3 separate regions of the Homo sapiens genome follow, and all the other regions are linked to region 2. Evidence: chromatin loops called from intact Hi-C (ENCODE). Cell type or tissue: prostate gland. All regions are shown on one strand. Region 1 overlaps FAM124A (family with sequence similarity 124 member A). Region 2 holds the start of LOC124903177 (a long non-coding RNA gene). Region 3 overlaps FAM124A (family with sequence similarity 124 member A).

What was found. Hi-C counts contacts between places; a loop is a spot of excess contacts. Peaks named below come from ENCODE experiments on the same cell type or tissue, not always from the same donor. Only the 100,000 strongest peaks of a DNase experiment are listed, where the experiment ranks them.
Region 1: a loop joins it to region 2, with 2.5 times the contacts of the local background. A loop is called at or near these places in 2 of 110 quality-filtered maps.
Region 3: it touches region 2 in a loop (2.6-fold over the local background); 5 of 110 quality-filtered maps call a loop at or near these places.

Annotation. Positions count from the first base shown.
Region 1 is chr13:51,284,143-51,289,142 of GRCh38, forward strand. FAM124A (family with sequence similarity 124 member A) reads left to right here. Exons shown (of 4, transcript NM_001242312.2): 4 at 1-97. Among named protein-coding and RNA genes, the nearest start is that of SERPINE3, 53 kb to the right of the region's middle. In prostate gland, a CTCF peak has its summit at 2,454 (motif pointing left); a DNase peak (open chromatin) is centred at 2,419.
Region 2 is chr13:51,736,300-51,741,299 of GRCh38, forward strand. WDFY2 (WD repeat and FYVE domain containing 2) reads left to right here. Exons shown (of 12, transcript NM_052950.4): 7 at 2,750-2,876. It overlaps LOC124903177 (a long non-coding RNA gene), which reads right to left and starts at 2,799. Exons shown (of 2, transcript XR_007063807.1): 1 at 2,714-2,799. In prostate gland, no CTCF peak of the experiment used is centred here; DNase peaks (open chromatin) are centred at 2,882, 3,302 and 3,508; H3K27ac peaks cover 2,889 bases.
Region 3 is chr13:51,227,817-51,232,816 of GRCh38, forward strand. It overlaps FAM124A (family with sequence similarity 124 member A), which reads left to right. Exons shown (of 4, transcript NM_001242312.2): 2 at 3,532-3,563. Among named protein-coding and RNA genes, the nearest start is that of FAM124A, 7.9 kb to the left of the region's middle. In prostate gland, no CTCF peak of the experiment used is centred here; a DNase peak (open chromatin) is centred at 2,876.

The sequences.
Region 1 (5,000 bases), 450 kb before region 2:
CAATACTCTCTGGAGGATCCTGACTCGTTTGGAGTATTATCCTTGTAAAAGATGCTGGCACATTGTAGGTGCTCAATAAATGTGTTCAATTGAAAAATATTGAGGTTGTCTCATAAATTATATCTATGTATTAGGCTCTGTAGTGTAAGAAGTCTAGATTGTAGCCCTGGTTTTTTGTCGCTTAATGGAACCGTGTCTCTTGTTTCCTTGGCCTTACGCTTCCTCCAGCATTGCCAGGGAGGGGATGTGTTGGTAAGTGCTCTGGTTGAGTTACATCCCATCCCTCATTTGCCTCTTTTCCAAGTAAGATCCCCTCAACCCCAAATTACTGCTCACGGTCCCACTTTGGCCTACACTAAACACCACCTAGTGTCTGCTTTAAAGAGCAAATCTTTCTCTGTCTGTCCCCAACTCACCTGGCAAGTCCTACAGAAATCATCTTGGGTCACCTCAACTGGTTAAAAGGAGCATAAGAGGAACTGGTGGAAGCAGTGGGTGAGCCACTGCAGAGACTTTTGTGACATGGGAGGGTTGATGTGTGCTTGAATAAATTGGGTTTTAGTAGTGGCTGCTCCTTGAGCCTCCGGGTCTGAGGGCAGGGGAACAGTCACAGCAGAGTGAACTGGACTGTACCACCCAGTGCGTTCCCAGGTGAGACTACATGTTTACTTTACTTAGAATGAGCTCCCGGCCACAAATAAATCAGGAGAAACGGAGGTATCTTCCTACCTCCCTATTTTCCTTTTTTTTTTTTTTTTTTTTTTTTGAGACAGGAAGGATATCACTGTCACCCAGGCTTAGTGCGGTGGCACAATCATGGCTTACTGCAGCCTCAACCTCCCAGGCTCAAGTGATCCACCCACCTCAGCTTTCTGAGTAGCTGGGACTACACATGCACCACTATGCCCCACTAATTTTTTATTTTTTGTAGAGACAGTCTTGCTATGTTGCCCAGGCTGGTCTCAAACTCCTGGACTCTAACCCTCCTCCCACTGCAGCCTCCCAAAGTGCTGGGATTACAGGCATGAGACAGAGCGCCCGGCCTATCTTTCTACTTTCTGTAGATGAATTAGTGCTCCAAACTGTCAGCCAAGAGGCATCTGAATAGATTCATTGAATTCCTGTAAGATTTTTAAGGGCAATAAAACCAACTGTGGACAGCTTCTCCCTCCTCATACCCTCAGACCGGTATCAGTGACCAGTTCTGACCAGTGATCCCTGGGTATGAATTTCAGGAGAGAAGTAGGAATAGCTGAATAGTCACCCTCTCCTTCTCCGCCCCAGGCCACATGGCTCCATGTGCTCATCATTTGTAGGGTTCTGCTTCTCTTGCATTCCTGAGAAATACAATTGATCAGATACTACAGAGGCTTCAGAAAATAGCATGAGAAGCTGACATGAATAAATTGCGTTCTCAAGGGAAACACCTTTTGACACACTATTATTATAACAAATGGAACCACAAAGGGTCAGGAACCTGAATTTAAAGATTATATATAAGTACATTCTTCCACCTTTTACTGAAGGCTTTTTCTAGTCTTGGGCACAGAGGTCTATTTACAAAGTGGCTTTAAAAGATCTGATTTCCCTGAGTGAATAATGGAGGCAAACATGAATGGTAATGTCGGCAGGCTTGGGTCTTTTTAACAATTTCCATCTTAGAGGGCTGAGGACCCGTGTCCAGTGATGTGCCCACTATAAGGAACAACACACTCATTTCAGACTGAAGTCACTAGAATACACGGTGAAGGCAAAAAGACCCCTTCTGGGTCCCACTGACAACCTCCATGAACTCTGTGATGAGGGTGTCGCCTCCTGTTATCTGGGATGGTGGCATAGAAAAATGGAGCTGTAGGCCAGGTACGGTAGCTCACACCTGTAATCCCAACAGTTTGGGAGGCCGAGGTGGGTGAATCACTTGAGGTCAGGAGTTTGAGCTCAGCCTGGCTAACATGGTGAAACCCCTTCTCTACTAAAAATACAGAAATTAGCTGGGCATGGTGGCACACACCTGTAATCCTAGCTACTTGAGAGGCTGAGGCAGGAGAATTGCTTGAACCTGGGAGGCAGAGGTTGCAGTGAGCTGAGATCACACCACTGCACTCCAGCCTGGGTGACAAAGCAAGACTCCATCTCAAAAAAAAAAAAAAAAAGAAAGAAAAATGGAGCTGCTTCACCATGCCCCACTGCCCTGTTCTGGCTGGGAGTGGTCCATTTGAGACATTTGAAATATTGATCTTATCAATTGAGCACCTGAAAGAGGCTGCCTGACTCCCTTAGATCAGCCTTGCTCAGTCCCTAAAGCTAAACCCAGAGCATTTTGGATTGGAGTCACTCTGAATGTGTGTGGCACAGCCCAAGAACCGGCCGGCTAGCTAAACAGAAACGCTTTCAAGCCAAATCGCATCCCTGAAGGTGGCTGTGGGGAAGCTTTGGTGCCACCTGGTGGCCGCTGTGCCCGGGAGGGTCACTGAGTGCCCTTTTCATTGAAGAAGCCTCCACCTGGATGAACTTCACTTTATTATCCTGCATTTAATTTTTTAAGCTGTTTATGTCTACAAAGGATTGAGGCAATTTAATTTCCAAATGAAACAACACAATGCAAATAGTAAAGCAGGCCCCCAAAAAGGAGTCTACAACTATGTCCACCGTAAAGAAAAATGTAACTGCTACAGCAGTTTCCTGGAATTTCCTGGAAGCCAGAGCGAAAAGGGAAAGAGATGAGTAGCTGTCTAGTTCTCATTTACGATTAAAGAATCTAGGCCAGGTGCGGTGTCTCACGCTTGTAATCCCAGCACTTTGGGAGGCTGAGGCGGGTGGATCACGAGGTCAGGAGATAGAGACCACCCTGGCAACACAGTGAAACCCCGTCTCTACTAAAAATACAAAAAATTAGCCGGGCGTGATGGCGGGAGCCTGTCGTCCCAGCTACTCGGGAGGCTGAGGCAGGAGAATGGCTTGAACCCGGGAGACGGAGCTTGCAGTGAGTGAGCCGAGATCGTGCCACTGCACTCCAGCCTGAGCAACCGAGCGAGACTCCGTCTCAAAAAAAAAAAAAAAAAAAAAAGGAATCTAGAAACACTGTCTTCTTTCATTGTAATTTAAGTTTCCTCAACACAGTTCCTCAGAAAAAAACAAGTTTTTCTTAGCACAGATTTCTAAAATCTCTTTCTCACCAGGGGATTTTCATTAGGGATTTTCTCTGTAGGGTTACTAATTTGGACCAAGTCTTGGGCTTTCTTGCTTGGGGGACAGAATCAGCAACAGCTGGAGGAGACAGCGCACCCACAGCTTGTGGGTGAGGCTCCCTAGACATCCTTCTCCGGCCGCACTGTGCAGCAAGGTGGAAATTTCTCTCAGCAGAAAGCCTAGAGGGCTGGGCTTCTCCAATGCTCTTGAGGCCGTATCTGTAGAGTTTAGAAACAGAAGGGCCGATAATAAGGTTGCTTCCCTTTCTGAAGCTAACCTTGCCCCTGTTCAACCAAGGCCAGAAGCGTCTACTACCTCCCCAGGTTTCCTCATCACATAAGATGTGTCAGATCCTAATGAGGTAAGAAGCAAGAGGAGACTAAAGAGTAGGCTGGATTGACTGCCGGGGGCGTAGCTCTTAGCAGTGGCCTGAAGACTGAAAATGCAGCCTGTCAGAACAGAGGAAACTGAGGTGCAGCGGGAGACTCCTCAACCTATTTCTACTCCAAGAGTTATGTTCCACTTCCTGCAAAATGAGCCTCCTGTGCCCGATATGAGCTAAATCACCTCATGCCAGGGCCTCTGAAATTCTCCTTGGCCATAAAGCTCTGTGGCTGTCTGGGCCTGTGTTCATCACCCGAGCTGGTTCTGCACTCCTGCAGTGACCTCTTTGGTCATTTGGTCATTTCAGAGCTCACTGCCCCCTACCCCCACAATGGCTTCCCAGGAGTATTCCCTCTGGCCAGCTTTACCCTTGCTGGAAATGGTGAACTGGCTGCAGCTGTGGAGGTGAGCGCCTGGGAATCTGGCAGCAGGCTCAGGACTGTGACCTGACCACCTGTGGCCCACCCAGGGAATTCTGCATGGTCACATTCTGTTCACCTTTGCTCCAAATTCAGTACACACTGGAGCTTTCCATTTGGAGGACACTGGCTTTCCTTTCCCATCCTGCATGGGCCTGGCCTCTCTTGCACATTCAGCCACACTTTCCTGGGTGCTAGACCTGAATTTTCAGCTTCCTGCAATATACCCATGACTTGGGGTTTTCCTGTGCCACCAAATCCACGCCAAACCACCACACACACCCCTACACCAATAAGGAGCATCTCCATCTCCTCCATCTCCTCCTCCTCCTCCATCTCCTCCTCCTCCTCCATCTCCTCCTCCATCTCTCCTCCTTCTCCTCCTCCTCCATCTCCTCCTCCTCCATCTCCTCCTCCTCCTCCTCCATCTCCTCCTCCTCCTCCTCCTCCATCTCCTCCTCCTCCTCCTCCTCCATCTCCTCCTCCTCCTCCTCCATCTCCTCCTCCTCCTCCTCCATCTCCTCCTCCTCCTGCTCCCCCCCCCACCTCGCCTTCTCTCTCATCATTCACATTCGAAAATGAAGAGTGAAGCACCAAGATAGCCCAATGGAGAGAAGCAGGGCTTTGGGGTCACACGTATCGGACTTTGAATCCCACCCAGACTTGCTAGCTGTGTGACCCTAATCAAGCTATTCCATTTCTCACTCTTGGGTTCCTCATTTGCAAAGTGGGAGGAGTAGGGTGCAGTAAGTGAGGTACATGCCTCAGGGGCAAAACTTAAGAGGGTTCCCAAAACCTCATTCATTAAGATTAATATTACTTTTGAACTCCTAGAAGTAAAAAGTAAAACAGAGGATACTAGAGGCTGGGAAGGTTAGGGGGAAAGGAGGGAAGGGGAGAGATTTGTTAGAGGACACGAAATTATAGCTAGACAGGAGGAATAAGTTCTAGTGTCCTGTATCACTGCAGGATGACTCTAGGTAACAATATTATGTAGTTTTAAATCAC
Region 2 (5,000 bases):
AAACGTTAAGTAACTTGTCCAAGGTCCTATACCTAATAAAGATAGGGCTGGGATTTAAGACTAGATTCTGGTTCCAGAGCCTGTACACTTATAATACCATATCCAAACTTTCTCTTCTATCCCCATAAACCATCCTCATCCCATAGTCACCAACAAAGAAGGCAGAGAGCTGGCTCCTCATGGTGCAGTGTTTTTTGTTTTGTTTTGTTTGGAGACGGAGTCTCACTCTGTTGCCCAGGCTGGAGTGCAGTGGCGTGATCTCTGCTCACTGCAACCCCTGCCTCCTGGGTTCAAGCGATTCTTCTGCCTCAGCCTCCCAAGTAGCTGGAACTACAGGTGCGCGCCACCACGCCCAGCTAATTTTTGTATTTTTAGTAGAGATGGGGTTTCATCATATTGGCCAGGCTGGTCTCAAACTCCTGACCTCGTGATCAGCCCGCCTTGGCCTCCCAAAGTGCTGGGATTACAGGCGTGAGCTACCGCACCCGGCCCCATGGTGTAGTGTTCTTAGATGTGTAGGTATATATCGGTCAGGGAAGTCTAAAGGTATCTGTCACCTGGGTCATGGTAAGCCCTATTTCAATATTTCCATGTTGATTCTGACAGAATGAACAACCCTTCCAATTAAGTCTTTTTAACTGAGTCAAGTAAGCCTTTCTAATCATTCTTTTTACCAGTGCCCACCATTATTAAATCTGATAATGATGCCTTAAAGAACCTAAGCTACCCATTTCACGTGTTATATAGGGGAAATCAAACACTTGCCACCTTTCTCTTATCTAGCCCCCCAGTTGGAGTGGCTTAGTCAGTCAAGTGAGACCATCTCAGAGATTGTCCTTGAGATGGGTATGCCATGACCTAAAGATGTGAGTAGTCGAACAGATGCAGGCATCACATTAACAATAGTAGTCAGCCAGGCACATGCTTCCCATGCGCTAGGTACTGTTTTGTGTGCTTATATATATTAACCCATTTAATCTTAACTCATTTAATCTAATTAACCCATTTAATCTAATATTAACCCATTAATAGATGTCATATGCCTGTTTAATCTGCCAAGAACAAAGCCAAGGGCATTTCTTTCATATTCTTACTCCTTCATTCAATCATTTGCCCATTTGTCCAGGCTTATTGAGTGTTTGCTGTGGGTAAGCCAGGCAGAATTCTAGGTTTTGGTGATCCCGTGGTGAACAAGCCACAGTTCCCGCCCTCCTAGAGCTTCTATTCTACTGGGGCAGGAGACAATGAATTTAAAAAAAAAAAAAAAAAAAAAAAAAAAAAAAGAATAATCAGGAGAGTGATGAGTGTAGTCAAGGAAGATGTTTCTGAGGAGGTGACCTTTAAGCAAGAACTTGTGTGAAGTGGAGAAAATTATCTTTATGTTTGCATTCATCTGCTCCTTCATTCAGCAGACAATACATTTTAACAGACAACACAGTGAGCGGCCTGTCTGCATCCATCACTGTGTTTGGTTGCTGTTGTGGGGAATGTTGGTGGTCGGGGGTGAGGGCTGGGCTACATGCAGTGGCTAACCACATATGCACTTGGGGAAGCCATGTTTATTCTTACATGAGCAGGAGTGTATACCAGCAGCATGGGGTGCAGGTTTAGGAAGACGCTAGGAAGCATAATCCAGAATAGTAGAGTTTGGGGTTCCCCCTACTTTTTGATCTTAAAAAATGTCTTACTAAGAAGAGTCATATGACAAATAAGAAAGTATTCTCCTGAAACAAATGTATGAGAGAAACTTCCCTGAAAGCTCTTAAGTGTAGCACTTCATTAGAACAAACTGATAATCTCAATAAGAAAAATGTCAGATTCCAACAAATGAGAAGCTATTTTATGTTCTTTTCAGAATATAATATTTTTAATAATGTAAAAAATGAGTATTTCTGACATTCTTAAGTGTTTGCAGGCTTTGTGCACATCTTAAGTGGAAAAAATTCTTATTGTTCTCAGTATATAAGGGTTTGATTTACAAAGGGACTACCATAGAAAATCTATTATAATATTTTATAGCCATACCACTACAGTAATCCTAATAACCCACATCTATACTGCACAACAAGTTTAGAGTGGTAGAATGGTCCTATGTAATTGATCTAATTCTCACCACAACCGTATGAAGTAGGTAATGGCTGGGTTGATGTTTTCATTCTTAGTAATAGTCATAGTGGTCATGGTGTTACCATCATCTGCATTTTACAGTTGAGGAAACTGACATTTAAGAACATAAGAAGTTTGCCCGGAATCTGTAAATTAAAATTCCCAAAGAGCAAACATAATTTTAAATTCTGATATTGTGGCCTAATTAAATCTGATATTCAAGAATAAAAAATCTAATTGAGCATTTGTAAACCCATTTCCTTCTCATCTGTTATTGTCAGGGGTGGGAGGCAGGCAGCAGTTAAGAAAATGTGGTTAATATTTCCAAACAGTGCAATATTTTCCATTCTTCTTAGAATTATGTCTCCCTTTTGAAGGTCAATTTATTGTCTTTTTTATTTTCTTTTGGTCTTTACAGTAATTGATTTTATGGTACATGAAATGTTGGTGAAAAATGCTTAAAGGGTGGGAATTTCCTTGGAGCCAACTTTTTTCTCTTTGGGGACTTACTTGATTGTTCTTTCAATAAGAATTTATTGTATGCCAGGAACTGCACTAGGTTCTGTCTCCGCTGCATTCACATTTCTTTTGTGGGTAAGAGTCTTACCTTGTGACTGATGTCTGGTTGTGTCTGTCCTCTCAGGTGGGGTGACCGCTCTCTGTTGGGACCCAGTCCAGCGGGTGTTGTTCTCAGGCAGTTCAGATCACTCTGTCATCATGTGGGACATCGGTGGGAGAAAAGGAACAGCCATCGAGCTCCAAGGACACAAGTAAGGTTGCTGGTGCTTTCATAAAGACTCTGAGAAAAGATTCTCAGCTGACAGCTAGAACAAAGGAGTGCAGCCCAGTCTGTGGCAGGATCTTAGCATGGGAAGGAACATGGCGGGAACACAAATACTGGCCACTTTGATTTATAACTGTGTAAAACTGTGTTTATATACTTATACCCCATTTTATTCCACAGAGCATTTGAGAGTGCTTACAAAAACCATAAAATAAAGTAATGGCAGTGAATAAATAAAAGGTAAAAATTAGAACTGGGAAGAATATAACAGTAAAAATTTGAGAGTGAGGAAAAAAAAAAGCTTGAAAATACAAGCTGTGAAGGCTTACAAAATTTATATAATTGAGTTCAAATGTGGCTTCAAGCTCCTTGGCAGCATACGGAAAAGAGGAGAGGTAAGATCCTTCACAGTACATTTTGTACTTGACCAAATATTTATTGAGTACTTGCCTTGATTCATGTCAGGCTCTTTTTCCTTAAAGGATAGATTTTAGGGGGCTGAGAGGAAGTACAGAGAAAGCCTTGCATTTCCTTGGAGCAGTTCTCAAACTTTGCTGGGTACAGAGAATCTCTGAGATGTCCGGTCCCTGTCTGCTAAGATTCTGGTTGCCGTCCAGAGCGGTGTGGATCTGTGCTTTGACAAGCTTCCCAGGCAACTCCCCACTGGTGACCCTCAGCCCACACCCTGAGACGCCTTGCTGTCCCTGGGGCCAAAGCTTAATCTTTTTGCATAAAAGAATGTTAGATCTGCTTTACAACTCTAGTGCTCATCTGAATTGTTTTTTAGTTGTAAAGTTTTCAAAATGATATTGAGCAACCCTTGACAGCCATAAACAAATGTTTGTAATGCTTCTATGAACTAACCGGTTTTAAGCAACACTAGCTTTTCCTGTAAATCTGCTTGGAAACCCTAGTTTCAAAATATTCTCCTAAATAGTTAAATCTAGTTTGGAGTTGTTGGACATAAACTAATTAAATTTTGGATGGCAGGGCCTGTGTACAAATACTTGTTTTAGTTTTAGAATTTAGTGTTAGAGAAGTAGCTACTAAGCCCTTCTTTCTCATGTTGGAGAACAGAACAGCTGTCTGGGGTCACTCCTGGCTTGTGGGGCCACTCAGACCTTGTCATCAGTTCATTAGAGGAATCATTCCCTTACGTTTATCTTTATGACAAGGGAACACACATCCAGGTCCTGTAGAAGGAGTTCACATCATCCACGTAAGAGAAGAAAAAAGGAAGCCAGGGCCGGGTGCATTGGCTCACGCCTGTAATCCCAGCACTTTGGGAGGCCGAGGCGGGCGGATCACAAGGTCAAGAGTTTGAGACCAGCCTGGCCAACATGGTGAAACCCCGTTTCTACTAAGAATACAAAAAGTAGCCGAGCATAGTGGCGCGTGCCTGTAATCCCAGCTACTCGGGAGGCTGAGGCAGGACAATCACTTGAACCCAGGAGGTGGAGGTCGCGGTGAGCCGAGATCACACCATTGCACTCCAGCCTGGGCAACAGAGCAAGACTCCGTCTCAAAAAAAAAAAAAAAAGCCAAAGCACAGTTGTGTTTAATAACACTATTATCATCTAATCTGCCAGGAAATTCCTGCCAACTTGGACTCTCTCAGAGAAGTGAAATGCAGGTCTTGAATGAAGATGACTAATATTCACTGGACTCATTCATTTCACTCCTAACTAGTTTTATTTGTACGCAGTGGTTAATAAAGACTGCAAGCACTTTTGCACGATTTCATGCACCAGATGCTGAACTGCAGCAGTGCTTAACACCAGCATCACTGTGTGCAAAGGGCCCTTGACCTGAATGGAAAATGTGGTTCTGGGAAACTTACGCCTACAGTTTGTTACGAAAGGAAAAGCTATAAAGTTTAGATAAGTCTCTCAGTCCTAGAAAAATAAAACTTTAACAAATAGCTCTTCCAGTTTCTAAGTACAGACTTGTCCTTTTAGAAAATGGAATAGACCCTGCTTGGAGTCCATGCTGATAGAATCATGCCCTTAGAACTTGCACAGGTAAGCAGGCAGGCTGCTGAGATCAGGAGCCACCAGGCAGAAGTGGCTTTACACAGGATGAAGGGCAGAAGGCCTTTGCCTGGTGCTTT
Region 3 (5,000 bases), 510 kb before region 2:
TACCATGCCCTGTTTCTTTGGAGGACCTCCAATTGATACTTCGCTGTGACTTAAGACATAACAAAAAATCAGGGGTCTAGACTTTAAATAGGTGGGTGGAAAAGAATAGGTGGGATGAATTTTTAAATGGGATAGGTCTTTTAAAAAGATGAAAGGGGAAATGCTGTATAGAAGACCAGATCGTTTGTTAGTACTTTGTTATCTTTGTATTCAAGGTGGAGCTAGTTAACACTAAATTTAATTCAGTGCAATGAGGGTTAACAGAAGAAGTTCATGATGCTCAATAGCTGATGTTTTACAGAAACATCAAGATCAATTTTACAGGAATGCCAAGATCAATTCTTATGCCATGATTTTCCTGGAAAATAATTTATTCTGTATATATGTAGTATATATATATATGTAGTATTCTGTATATATGTAGTATATCATTTGGTAGCTAGGCTGCTGTCTGATAGGGTAAACTGTCTTAAGTACAGAACCTCTATGTAATCCCTATATGTAATATTGTAATTAATATAGACAAGGGACTGCATCTAACTTTCTGTTCATTATTGGCACAAATAGTAAATAATATTTGGAAATGTGTCTATATTTGTCAGGTGTGTGAATGTACATAATTTTTGTATTATTCTGCTCTATATCGTGTATAAATTTTTCATTCTAAATTCACCTTTCATGCTTCATTCTGGCAGGGCTGAATGTCTTATGCATAGCCAGCTAACTAAATTCTTAAAAGGTGAGACCAATAAACAGAAATCTCAAGGCAGCTACCCTACTGCTGTTCCTCTTGCCTAAAAAAAACTTGTCCAGAGTACAGACTTGTCCAGAGAACCCTAATGAAATACCTGGTTATTCTCTGAAATGGTTTGAACCTATTTATTATGTGCAGAATTGTTTCAAGCTTTGTAGTTTGTCTTTCCTAACCGTATTTCTAGTAAATAAGCTTTTGAGGTTATTTGGAATATATTTTAAGAGCTATAAAAGTATTTATACCTCAAATCAGTCTATATTTCCACCCATGATAATTTTTCTAAGGAAAAGAAAATAAATATAAAGCCATATTCATAAATACCTCATTGCCGTGTGTTTTGTAAAGGTGAACAACCAGGAGCGATCATTTAGCCAACAAAAGGGTTGAATAAATTATAGTGTATTAATTTAAAATGATAATTACAGGAAATGTGTAGCAGCATGTTATGATGGTATCAAGTGAAAAGAGCAATTCAAAATTGTGTCTCCATCATTATGGCAACTGTGTACAAATTGCATATACTGAGGATCAGAGGCTGGAGAGCAGTGGGAGGCTGTAGGTGACTTTCTGTGTGTTTCCGTTGTGACGGTGGACCCGGGTGAAAGTTGGACAGCAGAGCTGGGCCATCCGTCACGGAGAGAGGGGTTTGTGTTTTACACTAGCGAGCTTGAATTTCATCCAGAGAGAGACATGATCAGATTTATCCTTTGCAAAGATTGGCTGCTGTATGTGGAGGGAACTGCAGCAGGATCAGCGTGATTGTCAGAAGGCTGACCATTCGGCGGGCCCAACCCGGTGGTGCCCTTAGTCTCTAGAAACGTGGAGGGACTCATAGAGGGGCATCAGTTATGCCAGCACCTGTCCCAAGACACTAAAATACTGTTGCACTTTAAGATTCTTGAACTATGTTTCAAGTGTAAATTTCATTCTACATACATATCCATCTGTATGCAGATCTTTAAAATGTATGCATATGTGAATCCCATCTGCTTCAAGAGAATTTGGAAAATCCTAGCTGAAAATACACATTTTAAAGAATAAAAGAAATAGAAATATCGCCATTCTTATTGTGTGTTGTATTTGAATAGTCATGACATTTCTTTAAAGTCTGTCCATCTTAAGATGATTTTATTGTAATCAAGTTGTTTTCCTGTTGCATCTACCACAGTGGATATTTGCTGAGCAGTCACTAAGTTTATATATAATTACATTTCCAAGTATTGTTCTAAAGTTTATGTCCTGAATGGTTCCAGAAAGAATTTAATGCACCAGTACTGGGTTACAAATCCTGGGCTTCAGAATGTTGCTAATCCTTGACCCTCCCCTCTCTGTTGTCTCCCTTAGCTAGTATGTCACCATGTGCTAGCCAGTCAATCCCTTCTGCCTTCGGAGTCCTTCCTCTCCACCCACCGTGCACACTCAACTTCAGTCACTAATCATTGCTCACCTCCTGGCCTCTGTACAGATAGTATCACTTTAATTTCCTAGTCAATAAAATATTGAATTATATATATATATATGAATGCAGTTTGTAATATATAAAGGGATATGCAAATGTTGGTAGTTGTTATTCTTTCCAGTTTTAAAATTCATTGATTCCATGACTACTAAAGTATTTCATTTGTGAAAGTGAAAACCACATGTTGTTTTCTTCCATTTTGTTCCTCGACCAATAAATCAATGCAGCATTTTGAGTGATGTAGGTTATTTTAATCAGTAAGAGGCATGCTGCTTATGATTTTTTTAAAAAGTTTTGCATGTACTTTTTTAAATGTGGCAAGAAGTTCAATGGAGTGAAAATTGGATGATTCAGGAAAGGCAGCAGGAGACTAAGGAGATAAAAGGAATGTATATCTATAAAATTAAACATAATTAAGCAGTTTATTTGCATAACTTCGTCCCCTAACTTCCATGGCAGAATAAATCCCTACGTGCTAAAGTGATTAATTTCCTACTGAGAATGACTTTGGGACACTAGGGGAAGAAAATAAGTAGCTTCCATATCAAATTTGTTGCCAGAGAGGAAAGTCTTAACAGCTACAGAAGTAGGGCAGAAACTTACTAGAGATTAAGCAGATCCTTGGCCAGAGCCCCACTCTTACGGAGGCTGAATGCCAGCAGCTGATTTCTCAGCATAGAAACTGAAAGGGCGATTTCACCCCAGCCTTAGCCTGCCTTTTCCCTTTCCCGATCACAGCTCACATCCTGTTACTCTAATATCCAGCAGGCTTTCTTCTCAGATGGAACTGAAATCAGTGGAAATATCATTGTGCCTTTGTTTCCTGGTGGTCAGCCCCACCTTGAATGTGGAAACCTTCGCAGCTGAGGTTCCCTCTCTCCTCGCGCTGGGATCCTCTGCTTATGTTAGCAAAGAACATTTCCCCATGGTGTTGTGCGAATATTTGAAGGGTGCTCATTTGCAGTAACCTTTGGAGTGAATCTGTGAGTGGTGAATCTGTTGAAAACTTTGGGGCTTCTCCCCAGAGAAATAACCATTCAATATTTTTGCTAAACCTTTAGATGGCTTCTTCCAAACCTCATCAGAGGAATTTGCAGAACTCACATGAGAGCCCCCAGAATTCTAAAGTTCCTTTAAAGTTTTCTTTCAAATTCAGACATAACTTTATTTTGCATAAAATGAGCCTTAGCACTGCAGTTTTTAATTGGTGACATTTCTTTACCAGCTAAATGCTACTTACCACTGACTGTTTAAAATTCTGGCTTGAATAAATCATTTGGATAAAGAATTCTACTAACGCTGAGGTCTTGTGTTTCAGGTCCGACTACAGCCACCTGTCCTCCACGAGCAGTAAGTATCTTTTAAACATCCTTCAGCATTGTCTAACGGTCCCCGGAGAGGTCAGTACCCTAGAGGCCATGTGTGTACATGGTTTTATAGTAGGTAAGAATCACCAAAGCATCTTTGCCAAAGAATGTGGTACAGGATGCTGTAACTCTGGAAGTGGAGGCTTTTCCTGGAGAATCTGATCATACAGAAATTCAGCCTGAAGGATGTAACCCAGGCTTTATCAGCTGCTTGTGGATGCTTCTAGGAGCATCATCTCTGAAGAATCTGAGGTAGCGCTTTCATTGAACAAACATCTATCAGATACCTGCTACCCTCAGGCAAACAGAAAGCTCAGAGCACAATTCCTGGATCCCTGCAGTTGCTCCAGCTCATCTCTTGCAAAATCTCTTCCCTTGCATGTCTGCATCTGCAGGCAAATATCCTTCCCTCTCCAATGGAGGGAACATCTATCTCTGGCAAAATCCTGCGAAGTGTGTTAACAGTTGGAACAGTTATAGCTAAAGTGGAAAAGTGATAGCTAAATTCCCTAATTATAACCTACATTGGTTATACATGCCAATACATATGTACCAATACGTATGCACATTGATATACATATATATCAGTATGTATAACCGATGTAGGTTGTAATTAGGGAATTTAGCTATTACTTTTCCACTTAAATGTGGCTAAAAGAATACAGACATTTTTATCAATCCATCATCCTGTATTTGTAATTCCTGGCTTATAAGTGGTTATTATATGCAGCAGAAAATGATCAGGAATATGTTTACAAAGACACTCTGGTTATTAAAAAGGTGCTTATATTTAATATTAAAGTACAGGTAAATTTACTCATGAGAAATTATGCCTCATAACTAGAAAGAATTGAGAGTGATTAAGATTACTACATAAATGACCAAAGCCATTCAGATTGATTGAATACTTATTTTAAATTAACAAAAGTAATTGTCTTAATATAAAGGCCCTGATTGTTTAAATCAGTAAATATTAAATTGTTTTGCCCTATCTCACTAGCCTGTTAAACTCTGAATTCTAAATAGTTCCCAAATGGAGAGACACTTAATTGGATTATTCTATTTATTGATGTTCTGGCTTAGTTTTCCTTTGCAATAACAGACTGAGCAGATAGTTTTATATCTGGATTTGTAATTTAGTGTCAAATTATATTTCATTATTAGTATAACTGCAATGAGCAATTTCTGGTCAGTTCAGCCAACTGGAGACCAAATGTTGCCCCTTAGTTATTAAGAACCTTAGTAATAATGAGAATAATGCTTCAGAGATTTGCACTCATTCCCCAAAGCTCCTGCATTCCTAAAACCAGAGAAAGCTCAGTTGAACTCTCTCTCTCTCTGTGCCACCATTTCCATTCCACTCAGTTTTGCCCAGAGGCTACATTTCTTTTCAGAATGATTTTTCTAAAATACTTGTGTG